Regions from separate parts of the Homo sapiens genome. Here all the other regions are linked to region 3. A link is a loop called in an ENCODE intact Hi-C map of the cell type or tissue named here. Cell type or tissue: endothelial cell of umbilical vein. All regions are shown on one strand. Region 1 overlaps EPS8 (EGFR pathway substrate 8, signaling adaptor). Region 2 overlaps PTPRO (protein tyrosine phosphatase receptor type O). Region 3 overlaps EPS8 (EGFR pathway substrate 8, signaling adaptor). Region 4 overlaps EPS8 (EGFR pathway substrate 8, signaling adaptor).

The links. Peaks named below come from ENCODE experiments on the same cell type or tissue, not always from the same donor. Only the 100,000 strongest peaks of a DNase experiment are listed, where the experiment ranks them.
Region 1: it touches region 3 in a loop (4-fold over the local background); 6 of 110 quality-filtered maps call a loop at or near these places.
Region 2: a loop joins it to region 3, with 5 times the contacts of the local background. A loop is called at or near these places in 11 of 110 quality-filtered maps.
Region 4: it touches region 3 in a loop (5-fold over the local background); 7 of 110 quality-filtered maps call a loop at or near these places.

What each region holds. Positions count from the first base shown.
Region 1 is chr12:15,626,317-15,631,316 of GRCh38, forward strand. The region is part of intron 18 of EPS8 (EGFR pathway substrate 8, signaling adaptor); the gene reads right to left. Among named protein-coding and RNA genes, the nearest start is that of EPS8, 160 kb to the right of the region's middle. RefSeq lists an enhancer at 2,939-3,083 and a cis regulatory region at 3,004-3,017. In endothelial cell of umbilical vein, no CTCF peak of the experiment used is centred here; DNase peaks (open chromatin) are centred at 2,345 and 2,985; H3K27ac peaks cover 3,113 bases.
Region 2 is chr12:15,597,575-15,602,574 of GRCh38, forward strand. PTPRO (protein tyrosine phosphatase receptor type O) reads left to right here. Exons shown (of 27, transcript NM_030667.3): 27 at 1-757. Among named protein-coding and RNA genes, the nearest start is that of EPS8, 190 kb to the right of the region's middle. In endothelial cell of umbilical vein, no CTCF peak of the experiment used is centred here; DNase peaks (open chromatin) are centred at 1,987 and 2,237; H3K27ac peaks cover 812 bases.
Region 3 is chr12:15,698,665-15,703,664 of GRCh38, forward strand. All of the region lies in intron 1 of EPS8 (EGFR pathway substrate 8, signaling adaptor), which reads right to left. Among named protein-coding and RNA genes, the nearest start is that of EPS8, 88 kb to the right of the region's middle. In endothelial cell of umbilical vein, no CTCF peak of the experiment used is centred here; DNase peaks (open chromatin) are centred at 2,107, 2,747 and 3,137; H3K27ac peaks cover 2,793 bases.
Region 4 is chr12:15,635,056-15,640,055 of GRCh38, forward strand. The region is part of intron 17 of EPS8 (EGFR pathway substrate 8, signaling adaptor); the gene reads right to left. Among named protein-coding and RNA genes, the nearest start is that of EPS8, 150 kb to the right of the region's middle. In endothelial cell of umbilical vein, no CTCF peak of the experiment used is centred here; DNase peaks (open chromatin) are centred at 1,556 and 2,756; H3K27ac peaks cover 2,650 bases.

The DNA.
Region 1 (5,000 bases), 72 kb before region 3:
GTATAACAACTAAGTGATTCTTTTAAAATGTAAGTCAGGCTAGGTGGCTCATGCCTGTAATCCAAGCACTTTGGGAGGCTGAGGCAGGCGGATCACAAGGTCAAGAAATCGAGACCATCCTGGCCAACATGGTGAAACCCAGTCTCTACTAAAAATACAAAAATTAGCTGGGCGTGGTGGCATGTGCCTGTGGCCCCAGCTACTCGGGAGGCTGAGGCAGGAGAATCTCTTGAACCCAGGAGGCGGAGGTTGCAGTGTGCCAAGATAGCGCCACTGTATTCCAGCCTGGCAACAGAGCAAGACTCCGTCTCAAAAAAAAAAAAAAAAAAAAAATGCAAGTCAGATGTTGCAGCCCCTCTGCTCAAAACATTCCCAAGTGATCCTAATTACTCCCAGTAAAAGGCCCTACAAGACCTCCACCACTCTAAAGCCACTCCACAACTCTTCTGGAGCCCTTCACTCTTGCTCCCAATGGCTCCCTTGGTGCTCTTCAAATTTAAAGGCCACTCTAGTCTGCTCTGTCTGGAATGCTTTCCCCCGCATCTCCACATAGCTTACTCCTCCCCACCTTTCTATTTCCCCTGATGTATATAAAACTGCAATCCCTCCCCAAAAGCACTCTCTATCCACATAGTTTTATTAGTCTCCAAACCACTTACCACCTTCTTGATAGATAGTTTTGTCTATCATCTTTTTTTTTTTGAGAAAGAGTCTCACTCTGTTGCCATACTGGAGTGCAGTGGCACAATCTTGGCTCACTGCAACCTCCGCCTCCTGGGTTCAAGCGATTCTCCTGCCTCAGCCTATGGAGTAGCTGGGACTATAGGCGTGTGCCACCATGCCCATGCCCAACTAATTTTTGTATTTTTAGTAGAGATGGGGTTTCACCCTGTTGGCCAGGATGGTCTCAATCTCCTGACCTCGTGATCCACCCACCTTGGCCTCCCAAAGTGCTGGGATTACAGGCATGAGCCACCGCGCCCAGCCAACTTAATCGTTTTTTAACCTACCTCCTTTCATTAAAATATAAGCCTGAGGAGAAAAAGGATGCTTCCCTTTTTTGCTTGCATCTATATCCTAATACGTGGAACGGTGCTTTAATTCAATAAATACTTGTTGAATAAATGAATGAATGAGGCATTCTGCTGACTTTTTCACCGAGACTTTGAGAATCATCATGTACAAACCCCTTACATAACCAGATAAGAAAATGAAGGCCAAAAACAGAGAAATGATCTGTCAAAGTCACATTTCAATTAGTAGAATAATTTAGCTAGAACTGGATCTTCTGACTTTCAGCAGAGGGCTGTTTTATAGCCAAAGTCATTAAAATCACCTTTGATTAACTTCCCTAGCTACTCCTTTTTCCTAGCCATTTATGCTAATGGAAAAGATGTGTGTGTATATGAACATACTGTCATGACAAAAATAGGAAAGGCATAAAAGTACAGGAAGGGGAATCATGTGTCTGTGTATTTTAAAATATGTGTGTATATATACATAGGTACATTATGTTCGTTGTTTGTTTTCACTTTCAAGAAATAAGAACAATCTAATTAAGTTGGCAAGTGACAATAACCTGGTCACTTAGGGAGCTTTTTGTGACCAATGTTCTATGATTTTTCCCCCCTAGGGAAAGGGTTTTAGAAAGTGTTTGGTGCCCCTGGGAAATAAGGGAAAGTGTGAATAGTTAGTGTTATTTCAGTCTAATTTTTTTTAATGCCTCAAGTATCTAGGAAATCTTTTGAAGTAATCAAAAAAGGGGAAAAGGGGAGGGAGGGAGGGAGGGAGGAGTAGGGGGTGCTAGAGAGAGTAAGAGAGAATACTATTGATTGTTACATTTAAGTATACATTATGTGCATTTCATTAGCTACCTTTTAAAAAATCACTACAACAAACTGTCAAACAGCATATGAGTGCATCTCAAAAGAATAAAAAATAAAATGTATCACCACACTAAAAGATTTGGTTTCTCATCTGCTGACTTAGTCAGTATATCAATCATCACCAGTCCACAGCATAGTTTTCTTCCAGGAAGGACAAAAAAACCTCCACCTAACATGTTCCTGGGCTTTTGCTTTCCATTTCCAATGTTCTAACACACAACAGCAAACCAGAATAACTTTACACCTTTCTAAAGTAACACTCTGATTACAAAAGATTAAATTCGAATAAAAGGACTACCATTTCAAAGGAAATGGGAGAAATACAAAGCAACTAAAGTTTGGCATCTTAAAAGCGATAAAAGGAGAACCTTTTGGGATCCTGCGATAAAACAGCCTGAATAGCTTCTATGACACAAGGCTTCACAGTTATTTTGAATAGGCAACACACAGACTTCCACAAAAGGGCTTCACTCTTGCCACTTGCTACGTTGTAAAAACAGGCATGTTGGCTTTTTTCCCCTGTTCATAGCTGCTACTTGATAGATTTCTATGAGTATTTACTTCCTAGTTCCTTTCATTTTATTTTTACCAGAAGTTTAGGCAGTAAGCAGAGAATGTGGGTAGATGAGTAGGCATATTTTGAGAGAAATTTGGCTATCAATAAACACACACTGAAATATGTGCTACTGTCTGGTTCTAAAAGAACATTAAGCCCCAACATTCATTCAGAGAAAAACTGTTCTGCAATAAAGTTATCAAGAAATATTTGTTTTATAAAAAGAAATATATTTATTTAATGCCAAACTGTATTTTTGAGATATTTTAAAAAGGAACTTACATAAGTTGCAAATATATTGTAAGATTTTTAATATTCTAAGGAAACAAGTATGTGTGTTAATTTTGGGAGAGATGTTTATATTTTATACACCAATGCCACCCTTTTACTTATGAAAAACAGACTTCAACATGATGAGTCACAATTATCAGGAGAGTTCTCTATCTTTAAAAGTATGCAAACTATGCCTCTTTCCCACTAGGTTATTCTTGGTTTCTCAGCGTGAACAAAGAACAGACTGTCCTAACCCACACACTGCTCCAAATGGGGACTGGAGGCCGATGAACTTTGATCCTAGCTAGGCCTGGATAAAGAGTCCCACCGTGTCAAAGATGACTGTGCTGACGTCTCTACGGAGGGAAATGCTATAAACTTGTGGGAAGAATAAAGAAGAGAACAGTCATTTCTAAGAGGAAGTTTTCTCCTTAGGGAACTCAATAAAAATATTTATAGAAATTTCTCATCTTAAAACTATGTCTTTAGTGTATTTGAAAAAGAAAACTCTTTTTAAAAACTCCACATAATTTTAAAAACTTAGTAGCATATTCTATTTTATTATGGTTCTACACACTCACGCACACAGTTGTTTTTGCTGTACAGAAAGAGCTAATCACTTTTCCAAAACTTCATTTTTCCTTTAGTTTCCTGGCAAGATAGATATGACAGTCATTTAAATTGGACATACCGTGGGAGAAAAATTAATGAGTAAAAGTAGGCTTATGCTTATTGCATTTAACCAGAATTTTTAGAATTGTTAAATAGTAATAGTTTTAGTGTCTTTTTTATTTTTTATTTTATCAAGAATGTCCACAACTGAACAGATGTGGCAATAACTTACTGACGTGAGAAAAACAGTAGGATGAAAATGGGAGTGAAAGATTCAGCCATTTAGTTTTGAACATAAATAGAAAGCATCCAATCTCAGCTATAAAGTTAATAGTTCCATACTGGTATCTGGATGTCAGAGATGAGTTTTAATACGATGACTAATTTGGGAATCATTCTTTTCCCAACAATATAAATAGTATTGAAAGAAATGGAAATAGAATGAACTACAGTAAAAGTATGTTTATGTGGAAAACGAAGGCAGAACCCTAAGAGAGGCCCACATTGAGGGAAAGATAGATATCCATCTCTCTCTCTCTGTCTCTCTATCTCTCTCTCACTCACACACACACACACACACACATACACACACACACTTCATATACTTTTGTCATATTGGGGAAATATGAAATATCTTCATAGCTCTGGTTTTCCAAGAGTTTTTACACATCAAGTATAGGTAAAGCCAAGTAACTTTATAATACGTTTAAAACACCAAATTTGGAGATTAAATTGACATGCCATATACTACAAGGTTAAACAAAATTTATCTTAAAACTACCTTCAGTTTTCAAAATATCTACACTGCTATTCACCAATAATACAAATAAGGATAATCCAAAGTTGGTCATAGTGTCTTTTTAGTTTACTTAAATATGGTTTTCATAGAAACCATTTATATGAAACATCAAATTTCAAGTTATGAAAATATGGCACTGAAGTGTAAGTCACATGAAATTTGAATTTGGAGGCTAAATCTGAGACTACTATTGGCAGGTGATTATATTAACATAGTGTGATTGTGCAGCTACTGTGAATAGCAAACAAGAGGAAGAGAAGTAGGAAGGTTATGATGATGATGATGATGGCGACAGCAGGATGTAGTTAGTGACTGCATATTACGTGTCATACAGGGGTCAAAATCAGTCAGGGGTTTTCAACCTCAGCACCATTGATATTTTGGGCCAGATAACTCTGTTGCTGGGGACTGTCCTGTGCATTGTAATTGTTGCTAAGTGTCCCTGGTCTCTACCCATTAGACATCAGTAGCATCCCCCCAGTTTTGACAACCAAAAATGTCTTCAGGCAATATCAAATGTCCTCAGAAGGATGGAGAAGAAGACAAAATCGCTCCTGGCTGAGAAGCACTGAAGTAGATGCTTTCTATGCATTATCTCATTAAATCCTCACACTTATCCTATGAAGCAGATACTATTATTTTTCTCCACTTTTTAGATATTGAAGTGCTGAGAGGATAATTAAATCATTGAAGGTCAGGAAGCTGGCAAGTGTTGTTTTGGTATACAAATTCCAGGATGTCTGGCTCCAGAGTCTGCATTCAATTATCATAACAGATTGGAAAAGGAGTAGAAAGGCATGCATTAGAGAGTGGAGAGAATACTTCCTGTTTCTCAGAACTACGTAGCTGATGAGAAACCAGGTGAAAATCTTTG
Region 2 (5,000 bases), 100 kb before region 3:
AGCTCTGCACCCCACCGTCTCTTGTCACTGAAAAGGCTTGGCCATGGCAGACCTTGGCAGAGTTTCTTGCAAGATCTGGCCAGTGAGTCTCAGTTTCACCTTGCAGGGTGAATGGCAGAGGATGCCCATACCCTGCAGGTTAACAGCTTGGGCTCCTCAGGGGTTGTCAGTTCCTACTCACCTCCCTGCTACCACCTCCTCCTCTTCTTCTCACCCCCGACTCCTTTATTTCCCTTTTTGGACATTTTAATAATGTGTCGCACCATTCTCAGGAACAAACATGGTTAATGAAAGGTGGCAAAGGGATGTGTGACATTCTTAGATTTTCACACATGGGCAGTCAGGAGTGAAATGTGCAACCTTGGAAGAGCTGATACAATGTATGGTAAGCTGAAGTACGTTTCCAACACTGCTGCTCAGAGCATACAGAAGTTTTGCATCCTGGAACATTGCTTCCCATGAAACAAAGCACTTCATAAATATTTTATGTTTTTCTTGAGCACCCTTTCAAGGTAGGGATCAAATAGTGCCAGATCAATTTTCCCAAAAGGAAAGAGGAAGTATCCAGAGTTTAGACTGAAGGCTTAGAGTCAAAACTACAGGAAGGTCACACTGTTCTCTGGAACACTGTTGCTCTTCAGTTTGTAGAGTTTATGATGGAAAAGGCATCAGTCTGTCAAAAGACTTGTTTAATCCTGATAATGACTTTGGAATTATCTCTCCTGGGTCTCAGTTAATAAACTGAAGAATGACCTAATCATAACTCCATATCTTGCAACAGGTATAAGAAGTATCAGATACGATAATTGACCCAAAGGTGCTTTGTGTCTTGTTCTCTCATGTATGTTCCGTAAGGCTACTCTAACCAGTTCTGTTTCCACACCAGGACCCAACTTTAAGCATTCAGAAGGGAGGCTTCCAGAGCCTCTGTATTATTAACTAGGGTTTTTAAAATTCATTTGAGTAATGCTTTGTTCTAAAAGAACACAGGGGCCTTAGTGCATGTGTTCATAATAGCCTGTATGGCACACAAAAAGATCTAAAAACTTGAGCGTTACAAAACATTTCATTTTGAGTGCTATTTTTTTTTTCTTTTTTTTTTTGAGACAGATCCTCTCTCTGTTGCCCAGGCTGGGGTGTATTGATGCAATGGCGTGACCTTGGCTCACTGCAACCTCCACCTCCCAGGTTTAAGCGATTCTCCTGCCTCAGCCTCCTGAGTAGCTGGGATTACAGGTGCGTGCCACCACGCCCAGCGAATTTTTTGTATTTTTAGTAGAAACAGGGTTTCACCATGTTGGCCTGGCTGGTCTCAAACTCCTGACCTCAGGTGACCCCCCCACCTCAGCCTCCCAAAGTGCTGGAATTACAGGTGTGAGCCACCACACCAGGCCTTGAGGGCTATTGAGATCAAATTCCTTGGCTGCAAAAGATAATTTATGAAGTTAATTGAGAAACTACCATTAGGATCTAATTAATAAATGTAATAGTTGACAGCAGTATATCCATTACTTCATATGATGATTTCGTTTAACTTGAAAAAAGTGATGGATGACAGCATTTTTTGGAAAAGCATTTTAATTCGGGGTCTACAATTTCCCACTGTAAAGACAACATTGCCTCCAAAATGTAAAACTAGAAAAGTTACTACTTTTTTTTAATGTCAGATTTTATAATGTCTCTCCTTTCCTAAAAGCTGTTCCTACTCCCAAAAAGGTGACACAGCTCTCAAATGAGGCTGTGGTGTCAACAGGCAAAGCAGGATCAGATGCTTTGGATTTGAATTTTCTGCAGGCTACTTGATAGCTGCTTGCTAGAGGATTGGCCCTTAGCCAAGGAGTTAAAGTTACTGAGTCCAACCTCTAAGAGCCAAAATTCTCCCTGCTTTCTAGCAAGGAGGCCTTCCTTTACACCTCAGGAAATGTCTGATGTAATGTGCTTCAAATAGCTGGCTCGCTTCCTAGCTCACAGATCTCTAGTCTGGTACTTGGCACAGCGATGAAGTCTGAGAGTCATGCCCATCGCTGATTATAACATTCACTTTGGCCAAAGGGGTTATAAAGCAACAAAATATAACATGCAAAACCTGCAGACTTCCACCCCTGACTTTTAATAGCCTCATTTGGAACCATTTGAAGGAAATTTCAGCTGTGACATCTCTGACCCCTGGCCTTCCAGAACAGTAAGATTTTTTGCTTTTAGTTTTATCTGGTGATTATCACAAGGCCTTTTCCTGGTGGGTCACTGGATTAAAGATGAAGTATAAGGTTTAACTCTGGGAGTTGCATTACAGGAGGGTCATGAACAGACTGAAGGCTGTCCAGACATTGTCACTAGAACCACCGGAAATGTGGAGAAATAACAGGTTATGATAACAAAACCTGGGAAAACTGGGGCTATTAAATCTGGAGTAAAGGAAGTCATTTATTGAATCACTCAGTCAACAAATGTGTGTTTATCTAATCATATTGTAGGAATCACTCAATCAATCCATCTAAGGTTTCTTGACCACTTGCAATATGCTAGGCCCTATGGTAAGCACAAATATGAAGGCTTTTAAAAATAGGCTATATAATCAGTTTTAATACTGTTGTTGGAATGTTCAAGAAAGCCTTAGCCAAGTCTTTTTCAACATTTTTATTTATATCTTCCAAAACTTCGTCAACATATCTTCTGGACATACTCACCAGCCATCATATTTAATGATGTTCAATATTTTCCTCAATGGCTTATATAACAGAAACAACAAATGTTCATTGTTTTTTTACTCATAAACCACTAGAAAGCCTGACATGATCGCTCTTGCTTGATGAGAGTCACCAAACTAGTCCTGCCCTCCTGCTCATAACAAGAGTCTCCTCCACCGTGTTCCTGGTGGATGGCTAATTCTTTTCTACAGAACACTTTTAGAGGGAGGAATTGCTTCTAAGGTAGCAAAGCATTTTTTCTTTTGTTTACACATCCAAGGACCTTACTAATATTAAGAATGTATGAGTCTGTGCCCCTCATGGGCATAGGCTTGAAGCCCAAATCTACTTCCCCATCTTGGAAAAAAAAAAAAAAGATCAGGTTCTGTGGCTGCTTTGAATACCGGACTGGCTTCTCACTTGGCAGCAAAGGAGATGGCACCTGACTCAGGGAGCAATGGGGGTTTCTTTCTAATGTGCTAATCCCTTTATGTTCATATCCTCAACTTCAAAACATCATTAGGAAGTGAGAATACTCATTTCCCAGGTGACGAAGTTGAGAGACAATAAGGTGAAGAGGCAGCGTAGTTAAATTACAACTACAGGGTTAGAAAGTGGCAGAAGCAGGATTCCCGGCCAGCTCTGCCCAGCCCTAAACCTTTTCCCCCACAACTTCATGCTGTTTCTCGTTCATACTTAGCATGGATAAAGTGCAGTAGGATGGAATTAATAGATTCATCTCCAGGTAATGTGTTTAATATAGAGGGCAGACATTCAATTTGAGAAATGGTAAATCTCTAACCTTCTAAGAAAATCATTTATTTATTGAACCTTTCATGCCAGGCACCGTAGAAGGGGCTATGGCTATGAAGATGGATGCAACAAGATTCTTGCTTCTAGTTTACATTCTAATAGGGGAAATCAGAAGTAAAAATAAGGGCAACAAAGTGTAACAGACACCGTGATAGAAACACAAAAAGTATCCAATATAGGTCCAAGGGAAGGATAGGTGATCTTTTTTTTCTAGAAGGGTCAGGAAACACTATACTACTATATTAAAGTACTAATAACTATAGGGCCACATTAAGCAATACTAAAGAGGAACATTCATTGCTCATTCAGCAAACATGAAACACCCAGTATGCATCAGTCACTGGGGCCCATATGGATGACTAATCCTCCCACCCTGCCTTCTGAACCTATTCTTCTTGGCACCTTCCAAGGGGACCATTTCTCTTAAGATGTCCACAAACAGCTCCAGCTCATGTATCACTCAGCAGAATCTAGTGGATTTACTCTTACTGCAAACCTAACAGAGCATACTGGGACTACTTTTCAAGACCCTTTGCAGAGTTCTGGGCAATGGAATGTGTGCTTCCTGGCCTCTGGACCATGAAAATTACCCAGGAGCAACCTTCCATTCCACCCTCCCCCACCCCTCTTCTTTCTTGTCTCTCTCTCTCTGTGTGTGTGTGACTGTGAATGTGTGTATGTCTCTTTCTCTCTCTCCCTCTCCTCTACCCCAACACAGATGGTGGTGCCACAGATAGGAGGACTCTGGGTCCCTGAATCACCACTTGGGGCAGGGATATCTGGTAGCATTGGCCCATTATGTGATCAAGAAATAGATTTCTATTGCATTGTCACTGAAACTTGGTCATTGTCAGTTACAGCAATCAACCTGCCCTTAACTAATATGGCAGCACAAGGATAACCTTTACAACAATGTTCCATCTAAGTTACAATAGGAAGTTTTCAGAGCAATGGTGTGTGACTGCCCAGTAAAATTCCCAGAAGACAGTTAAAGATGAAGCAGTGCAGAGCAAAGTAAACCCACAATGCAAAACAAGGGTTCAGGAAAGGCCACAAAAGCAATAATGGTTCCTTTAATAAATAAACTTTTTAACAGAAATATATGAATTCTTCTTTATAAGTTGTTTTCCTCCAGGTTAGATCTCTCCTGATCTTTTGGTTGTCATTGCTTTTCACACCCCATCATAAGACCATGACTCAGGACACCCACTAGAACTTCTTACCCTTACACTAGGCCATTGCCTCTGAATCAGACTCCTGGATTCCTATTAACAATATACCCCAAAGTGGTTTCACATCAACAAAAGCTCACACATACAGGAGCCCATGAGGCTTGGTGTTTGGAGTGATGCTGGGCAACCCAATCCTTTACATTTTGTGCGTGTCCTGGTGCGTTCCAGGGCCATGGTCACAGTTCAAAGCCAGCTGACACGAAATATTTTTGTTCAGTTCTAAGAGCACCAAAAAGTTCAAAGGGCAGTTTAAACTAGAAAAAGTTAA
Region 3 (5,000 bases):
TGCCCTCCTAAGAACTGAGCTGTTCAATTCCAGATCCTAACAAAGAAATTTTTCCAGGATGCCAGTTTGAAATTTAGGAGATAGGAGATTCAGTGTTTACAAGAATGGTGTTTAATCTCAACTGCCTCTGTTGAAACCTCAGGCAAGGTCAGTTTTGCCAAGAGCCACATGACTGCTTCCCCATTATGAAGGAAATAGAATAAAACAATGTAGCATATTCTTGTAATTGTTGTATATGTCAAGAATGAAAATCAAAGATTCCAACTAATCAAGGCCCAGATGCTTCAGATTTGAAAAAATGTAAATGACCATCAATCTACTAATATAAATGGGCAAAGGACAGATGATCCACAGCATGGCTCACCACAACCTACAAATGATCCCTCCACCGATGTGACTGCCCCTGCAAACCTTACAGAAAACTGCTCCCCAAGAGGAGGAGAGCAAGCTTACCCACAAGGCAGTTTCCTAGAGTCCAAAGACCTATTCCTAAAAGAAAATAATACTTCTGTTCAGAAGAAAAATACCTTTGAGTTGCTTTTTCACAGCTATTGGAAATAATAAAAACTTACTGAGTATGTCCCAGAGCTTTTATTGTGGTATTTTGCCATAGTGAAAAGAAAATAGTATGAAGATGAGCAGCCCTAAGTGTAAATCCTGACTAACATCTCTCTGTGACCTTAGACAAGTCATTATCCTATCTCAGCTTCGGTTTACTCACCTGTAAAATGAGAATGATTGTTATGAGGATTATATGCAAAAGCACACACAGATCATTTGACATCTATATCTCTCAGTTCCTTTATTTTCCTGCAGGATCATATATTTAAGAGAAATAGAGAAGTTTTCTTTAAATACTAGTTATAAAATGAAATTCACTAAAAACCAGTTGTATTCAACCAATTACAACTCAAGAGAAATATATGACAATTAAACAATGTTACCAACTATGTAGTCACACATACAACTTTAGTGTACCATTCGAGGCTCGACCATAATTTTGGCTTACATAATTTTTCCAGTAATCCATATTCTCTCAAATACTCCTACATATAAACCCTCATTCCCACCACTGTCCTGAGCATATCTTGACTGACCCAACTTTAAGTGTCTATTCTTACCCTAAATGCCCTTTCCACTACTTTATACTTCCCATCTAGCAATTTCTCAATTCCTCAATTCCCACCCCTTTTTAAAAGTCTTCCCTTAGGCCAGGTGCGGTGGCTCACGCCTGTAATGCCAGCACTTTGGGAGGCTAAAGTGGGCAGATCATGAGGTCAGGAGTTCAAGACCAGCCTGGCCAACATGGTGAAACCCCATCTCTACTAAAAACACAAACATTAGCCGGACGTGGTGCTACACAACGTGTAGTCGTAGCTACTCTGGAGGCTGAGGCACAAGAATTGTTTGAACACAGGAGGCGGAAGTTGCAGTGAGCTGAGATCATGCCTCTGCACTGCAGCCTGGGGGACAGAATGAGACTCCATCTCAAAAACAACAACAACAAAAAAAGAAACTCTTCCCTAACCAACTCAACGTTAACAATATCTAGTCAATTGGCAATTATTTATCATGTTTAATGTTTTTTAATGTGGTTATGAAGAACCACTCTAACGTATTCTTTTCTATCTTCTAAACAATTCTGAGGTGTGGCAAACTAGTACAGTCTTTTGCAAAATAATCCCTGAACTGAAATTGTGCTATAAAGAGTTATATGTGTGGGCTAAAAGAGAAGTCATAGAATTCTAATGATTAAAGTGTATATTATCACCAATATAAATTCCTCTAAAATTTACATAACTGGTCACCTGACTCCACTCCTTTCTGAAGCAAAATTGGTGTGAAAACAGAAACTAATTTAGAAGTATAGAATTAAATTGAAAATTTAAAAAGAAATTTATTCCACAGAATTTCTACAGTCACAATTAGATAAAAGAGCCTCAATGCCAACTGAGCAGAAAAACCAATGAAGGCACTGCTCTTAGTGTAGCCATGTATCAATGATGATTTTAACATGTGAAAAGCAGAACTTTTGGTAAAAGCATGCCTATTTATATCAAGGAGGTTCAAAACTGACTCAGAGGAAAAAGTACTATGCTCTGACTCACCAAGACCACTTCCTGAAACACCCAATGTTTTTCTTGGAAGGAAGTCCATACAAGTGCCATTTCTTTCAAACACTGATTAGACAAAATTGAAGTCTATCACAAAATAGACAAAGGACATATATTTTCTAAACCCAGCCAGGTTTCAAAGTAAAGAACATTTTCATAAACATACGGTCAGGAGAAAGGAGACTTTAAAAATAGTCAAAAATTGGTAATGTAAGGTATATTATAAAGAATAAACTACTACCTACCTGTGTCCATCTTTATACCATAGTCTCTTAATGATAAACAACCTTATGACTTCAATCTGCTAAATTAACTAATATCTTTGGCTTCAAAATAGTCACTTTTTTAAAAGGTAATTCTTTTCTCTCTCTGAATCAACTGTGTCACCAATATTTAATAATAATTTACAAAAACAATAACACTTATTAAATCCATATATGTGTCAAACGTTGTTGTAAGTTCTTTGCATGCATTAATTCAATTGATAAGCATAACTCTAAAAGGCAGGTACTACTTTTATCTCTAGTTTACAGATGAGGAAACTGGGGCACAGAAGTGCCTTGCTCAGTATCACAGTTAGTACATGGTAAAGCCTCAGACACAGGCAGACCAACACAAAAGCCCAAACTCAGTTTCTATGCTATGTCTGTATGTGTGACTCATCCCCCTTTAGAATACTTGATAGTAACTTAAACACACTTAAGCATACACACACACACAATTACACATATACAGATATGTATTAACATTTCACATCTACATAATCCATGCCTGGATTCAGGTATGTCCTTCTCATCCATTAGTTTAAAATTTTTAATGTAACTAATTATATCAATAGGACTTTAGTACAAATAATACCAAGTCTTCAATCTGAAAGAACAACTACTTGGATAAGCTTTGAAACATTACACTGTCCAGATACATTTATGTCAATCTCACTTGTTTTTTAGTTTCGAAACATTGGAAATATCTCACAGACCTATAAAAACACCAAAATGATACTGCCCTGGACACGGCCCTTAGGGGAAGAAAAATAACATAACATTTCCTTCTTCAAAATAACAAGCAATTAAATGGGATCTTGCTGTTTGTTTCCTCTTGAGTAATCTAGACTAAAAAGAGTTCAAACATCTGACTCTTACAATATTTTGCTTTCAGTAGAAAGACATCCTTTTAGATGTCAAGTCAGCTAATAAGTATTCACTCATATTTATAACTGGTTCATGGAAACTAGTTTAAATATTAAATGACTACACATGTGAAAAAGAAATTCTTAAGTAGTTTGTGAGTCAGGCTAAGCACCATGAGATAAACCACATTTCTCTGCCGTGCAGATTATTAGGAGGCAGTATAAGAAGAACAAATTTATTCCAAAAGGGCAAAGTGCTTAGAGCAGCAGCCTAAGGAAACAGAATATATTCCCCCTGTTAACACCACTCTGGAGATGCTAAAGATTCAGAGGTGCTCTTGGAAGCCTGCCTGTCCAGTGTGATTTTAGGGTTGAGAGAGTATCATCCTATTTCCTTAAAATCTATCGTTTACACAGGCGACAAGGTGAATAAAATTCTAGCACTGGAAATTAATTCATTCTTTTGAGTTAAGCATTTTCATCCATAGGAAGCACTTTTAAACTACAAACACTTCTGGGAGTAATAATGTATTATGTCATTAACATTTAAGTGTGGATTATGAGATACTTTCTCCTAGGATAAGAGGACTCTGGGGTAATGTATGAATGTCTATGAGATCAGTGTCTGGAAATCTTCATAGAGCAGCAGCAAACTACTGAAGAAAAAAAATGCATGCTTAATGTTTTTACCTATCTCTAAAACATATATCCAGTATATTAAATATGAAGAAAAAAATTGCATGCCTAATATTTTTACCTATATCCAAAACACATATCCAATACAATATATAAATATGAAGAAAAAAATTGCATGCTTAATATTTTACCTATATCCAATACATATATATCCAGTATATTAATAATAGTGAAATTATGAAAGGAATTCTAGCTTATGCACGTAATGGTTATTAAAGGTAAACATTCAATAGAGTGAGCAAAACCACATAATAAGTTCATTCGAGGCTGGGCGCGGTGGCTCAGGCCTTTAATCCCAGCACTTTGGGAGGCCGAGGTGGGTGGATCACAAGGTCAGGAGATTGAGACCATCCTGGCCAACATAGTGAAACCCCATCTCCACTAAAAATACAAAAATTAGCTGGGTGCAGTGGCGTGTGCCTGTAGTCCCAGCTACTCGGGAGGCTGAGCCACAAGAATCGCTTGAACCCAAGAGGTGGAAGTTGCAGTGAGCCAAGATCACGCCACTGCACTCCAGCCTGGTGATGGAGCGAGACTCCGTCTCAAAAAATAAATAAAAATAAAAATAAATAAAGAAAAATAAGTTCATTTGGTATTTTTTGGACATTTATGCCTACAAGGTATTGTGCTTTGCATGATGACATATAATAAACATACTTTCTCTCCTCTGGGAACATTCAGTTCAGCAAGATGGATAGATATACAAACAGATAATTACAATGCATTTTAGTAAATGTTATTACTGTATGAACAATGTACTAGGAAAGTGTCTACCTATGGAAGCTGCTTGTAGGTTTCATATAGGAAGAGACAGTAACATCAGGTCTTGAAAGACAGTGAGGAGTGCACCAGTTGGTACAGGTACAGGTAATTAGAGAACATTCCAGACATATACAAAGGATATGGAAGGACATGAATTTCAGGGAATAGTGAGATATTCAGTGTGGCTGCAATACAGAATATATGAAAAGAAGATGTGATGAAGAAAAGCTTGATGCCAGATTGTGAGGGGCCTTGTAGAGCATATAAAGGAATTTGGACTTAATCTTTTAGGAGATGGT
Region 4 (5,000 bases), 64 kb before region 3:
TTTATTCCTATTGCTCATAAAGAATACAATTAGAATGCATTACATGTAAGAGTTATTCTTGTTTAATTAGCTGATTTTACAGAAGGTAATACTGCATGCATTATCGTGTGATTGTAATGAGCTTTAGTTTCAAACTTTCTAAGCAGCCTGAACATAGAACATTTAATAAAATTATGTACATGTGCATGTCAGACAGTAATTATCAATACTTTATATATGTATAAAAACACATATATATATTTATAGTGGGTATTATTCAAATTATCATTAAGAAGTCTCTGGGAAAATGTCAATACATGTGACAGAATAAAAAGTAAACATCTTTGTCTAAAAACCATGCCTATAATTAATGAGCAGAGTCTTCTGATATTAATTTTTAAAAAACACTTTTGAAGAACTGAATATTATCAGGAGGTTGGCCTGGCTGGAAGAATATAAGCCATCTTTGGTAAAATCGTCACTCTATCCAGCAGTAGCTAAATGTCTGTACTGAGCTTAAAAAACAGAGCACTAATAACATAGGCTGAAATTAGTAGTGTTAGCGGTTTAGTAGTCACCTGTACAAAACATTTCCACTTTTATTTTAGGGTGATTTAAACATGTATATAATGAATGAGAAGATTTTATACCTAGACTGGATTGTAGAGATCACATAACTGACTCCTTCTATTTCATGACCAAGCAAATTGGAACACAGAAAAATAAAATGCTCTCTTTAAGGACTAGAACCCTCACCTACCAATACCTAGATTGGGGCTTTTCACACAGTATCATATTACAGTATCTCTTGCTAGACAATAAAGAATATGGGAAACGTTTTGTTGAATTCACGTGACCACAGAGACTGGACATTCATAATTACTTGCATCTTGGTAGAGTAAGAATACCTATAACAATAATAAACGCATAGATAATAATTAAGAATATATGAAAGACTTCTTTAGTCAGTCCATTGGATATATAATAAATAACATCACGGGAGGAGGTGGTTTCTGCTCTTGGCATATACCTTGCAAATTTAAATGGGCAAAAGGGTAATTCTAGCAGACGAGCAGTCACAGGGCTAGAGGTCAGAGAATCAAGTCAAAATAAAGATCAGGAAACTTTATGTGGCAAGTAGCTTCCAGGTGGGGAGAAAGAACCCTGGATGTCCATCTGCTGCCCAGCTAAAATACTACAAAGCCTTGGAATGCTCTACAACATTTTTATCAAGACATGTTATCTCTCCATAATCTCTCCTCAGCATTTACTTCCTTTTCTCTGTGGTTTATTCAATCTTTTGTGTCAATATCTTTTGTAAATTTTTATTACTTTCTCTTTTATGTTTAAAACTTTGCTGAAGCCATGGGGGAAATACATTAGGTGGGAATGGTTGTCTTTACAGAGCTGTTAAAAATCACTTCAAATGTGAGGATATTAAATAGCCTAGACTCTCAGGGACACCAGGTGGCAATTCAACACCTATTCACTGCCTGGTATGAGCATCCCTGTCATCAGAACAGAATCTCTGATAAAAAGTGTGTGAACAATAGGCAAGAGCTGCACTTGTGCCCTTCACCCAGAAACTGCCATTATTTATATATATGTCTTTATAGGAAATGTAAGGGTATAAAAATAAGAGTCATGACTGTCCCTTTTTTTAAGTATTTGGTGACTCACAGATGTTGCATGGAAATAGTTTACATCTAATTCCCTTATTTCCACCACTTACAAAAATGTCCTATTCTAAGTAAATCATATAATTTGGGTTATTTTCCTAAATTATAAAATAATGAACAATACCATGAAATCCAGTGAATGGATACATAAAGCAAAAATCAAATTCCAAGGATTGTGACTGATCAGATCAACTTTTATCACAGTATAATGCAAAGTAAAGCTATTCTGAGAAAATATCACTTTAAACATTAATACAGAGAAAAACTATGGGTTTATACAAAAAGAGATGACAATCTTTGTTTTTTCTTCTTTTTCTTCTTGTTTTGAGACGGAGTCTCGCTCTGTCGCCAGGCTGGAGTGCAGTGGCACAATCTCGGCTCACCGCATCCCCTGCCTCCTGGGTTCAAGCGATTCTCCTGCCTCAGTCTCCTGAGTAGCTGGGATTACAGGTGTGTGCCATCATGCCTGGGTAATTTTTGTACTTTTAGTAGAGACAGGGTTTTGCCATGTTGGCCAGGCTGGTCTCAAACTCCTCACCTCAAGTGATCTGCCTGCCTCGGCCTCCCAAAGTTCTGGGATTACAGGCGTGAGCCATTGTGCCCACCCGAAATGAGAACCTTTTATAATCACTATTCTCTAGAACAGCAGAATGCAACACAGCACAGGCTCTGGATCCAGAGTGCTGGGGCCCAATCCTGGCTTCATACAGCTGTATAAATCTGGGCAAATTATTTCTCCTACACCTTAGTTTCCTACAAAAAAATGTGCCTCCTTCACAAGGTTGTTGTGGGAATCAAATGAATTTGGATTTGCGAAGTGCTCAAACAATGCCTGGCACAGCATGAGCACTGGCCACGGGCATATCTTCTCTAGAGAGGAGTATCTGTGAATGTTGTTTTCTGTGAATGTGAAGCAAATTTAAGTAATGAATCATTGCTTCCTTTTGGCAGCATGGTGCAGGAATCTAAAATATTTTTGTTAAAGTTTCTTTATATTTCTTCAAAGTTTTGATATCACTGGATGAAAGAGACAGATGGAAGAGAAAACAAATGTGTGGGCCATATCTGAGGAGGAGAAAGAGGGTCACGCTGCTCTTGATACAGCAAGCATGCAGGAAGGAGCAAAGCCATGGCAGATGACCTGTGGACTCATGCAGGCTTTCGGGAAGGATCTGCTCGGCGCTAGGCTTTCTATTGTTCTTTTTACCAAGTGTGTGAGATGCCAGTACTCAATATGTATTTGTGGAATGAGTGAATAAAAAGATGAGTAAGACATAAAATTGTAATCCAGTTGAGTTTTATAAGGTTAGGGTATTAGGATCAGTGGAATCTACATAAATATGGTGGTATCTTAATTATCATTCTGAAATAAGTTGCAGGATTCTTCCTTAGATATTTTAGATATGGGTATCTGGTGTTGTAGAGATATAAAACAGTAGATATGGGTATCTACTGTTGTAGAGATATGAAACAGTAGATATGGGTATCTACTGTTGTAGAGATAGAAAAATGACTGGCACATATTTCCAAGGATGTTTTCTTTTCCATTTTACTCTATTCTTTTTTTAAAGAATATATTATAAATGTTTTGAGAATAGGAATCCTTTTAGAGTAGGATTTATGCCAGATAGCAGATAGCAAAGCAGACTGTGAAGCTTGCTTATTAAAATTTTACAAGGTCTTAGTGGTTTTGTTGAGCTCAGCCCAAAATTTTCAGGAGGTGTTAAAAAGCAGATTGTTTTTAATACATTTTCAAAGTAGGGCCCTCAACCTGAACAGCATACGCTTCTGCATACACACAGAAAGCTTCTGTACACATTTCTACACACACCACTACATTTGTAGTTGCAACCCGAATTTTTAAGAAGAGAGTAGGATAGTGTTGAAAAGTTTAAAACGAAATAGCCAAATAGGCAATCCCTATAAGAACCACAAGTTTCTATTTACATAAAGTAGCAAAACAAACTCCTGAAACTTGTGAACTCTTAAAAACATTTCTTGGGTTGTGCCAAAGTTGACAAAAATAAAAGATGAGGTTCTGTTTAAGAAAGGAGGAATAGGTTTGACATTCTCTGAAAATACTTTCCCTGCGTATGATATATATTAATAGTTTTGGTTCAGTTTTAGACAGAAGCAACCTTTTAAACAGAAAAGTCAACTTATGGCTCAAGCCAAGAATCAGAATTAAAGAAAAAGACAAGACTGAACAGTAAACAGCAAAAGGTAAGAGATATTAAACTTTTCAGGAATATCAGGTAGGAGAAAATTCCTATTATAGAATTCATACTATTTGCATGTTTTTTATTTTATCGCAGTTTGCTTATTCCTAGCAACCACACACACAAATAAAACAAATTTGGATAATTGTTTTCAAAACTTAAAATATAAACTCTTGCCTTTTGCTCACATATGGGGATCAGGGATATCCTTTATGAATAGTGCTTCTCATAGCTTACCATGACCTGCATATTAAAATTAGTTGATATAGCCCAAAGGTATGTACTCTACCATTATTTTAAGTATAGGTTTCAAGCATATACTACCTCTATGGGAAAGAAAATGAAGAACTGGTATTCATGAACCAGACAGAAGCATATATTATATTAGGTAAACAGATATTAAACTCAGAAAAGTAGGAACTAAGAAAAGAAAAAGGTATAAAAACTAAGAAAATTCACTTCAAAAACCCATGGGAAATGGAGGAGACCATACCTTGAATAACTCAAACTCCTTCTTTGGCATCAACAGCTAATGACAAATGATGAACATAAAATAAGTACATAATATATATATGCACATGAGGCCAGCCAAAACATAACACAGCAAATAATTTCCATTGCCATCACTTTAAGTTACCGAGATAGAGAAACTATACACAAATTCTTTATTTTGAATGTTTGCTTGATTCATGGATTCTAGTAAGGCCAAGTCCCTCTGGATAAGCACAGGACTGACACCAGGCATGAATGTCATGAGGAGCCAAAAGTACTGAAATAAATTGTCACGGCAGCAGAAGTATGACCACAATTCCAGCTTTGGACAATCTGTATTTTTTTAAGCCTAGATCTGGCATAAAAATTAACTATTTCACTGCATATTCTACGCAGCTTCTACTCAAATTCATGACATTATTATGAGGTCAGATGTGATCTTTTTCTCGAGACTTTGAAAATTAAAAGAGTTCTTTCTGGGGGAATGAGAAGCCACCCCAGGTTCACTGGCTGTACCTGAGAGAGTCCATCCATTCTGTCTTTGTTTACAGACCTAACTCTAGAGAGCCTGGCACAGGTCTAAAATTCCGGAGTTTAAGAGCAAGTTAATTCAGATGTTAGGGTGAATGAG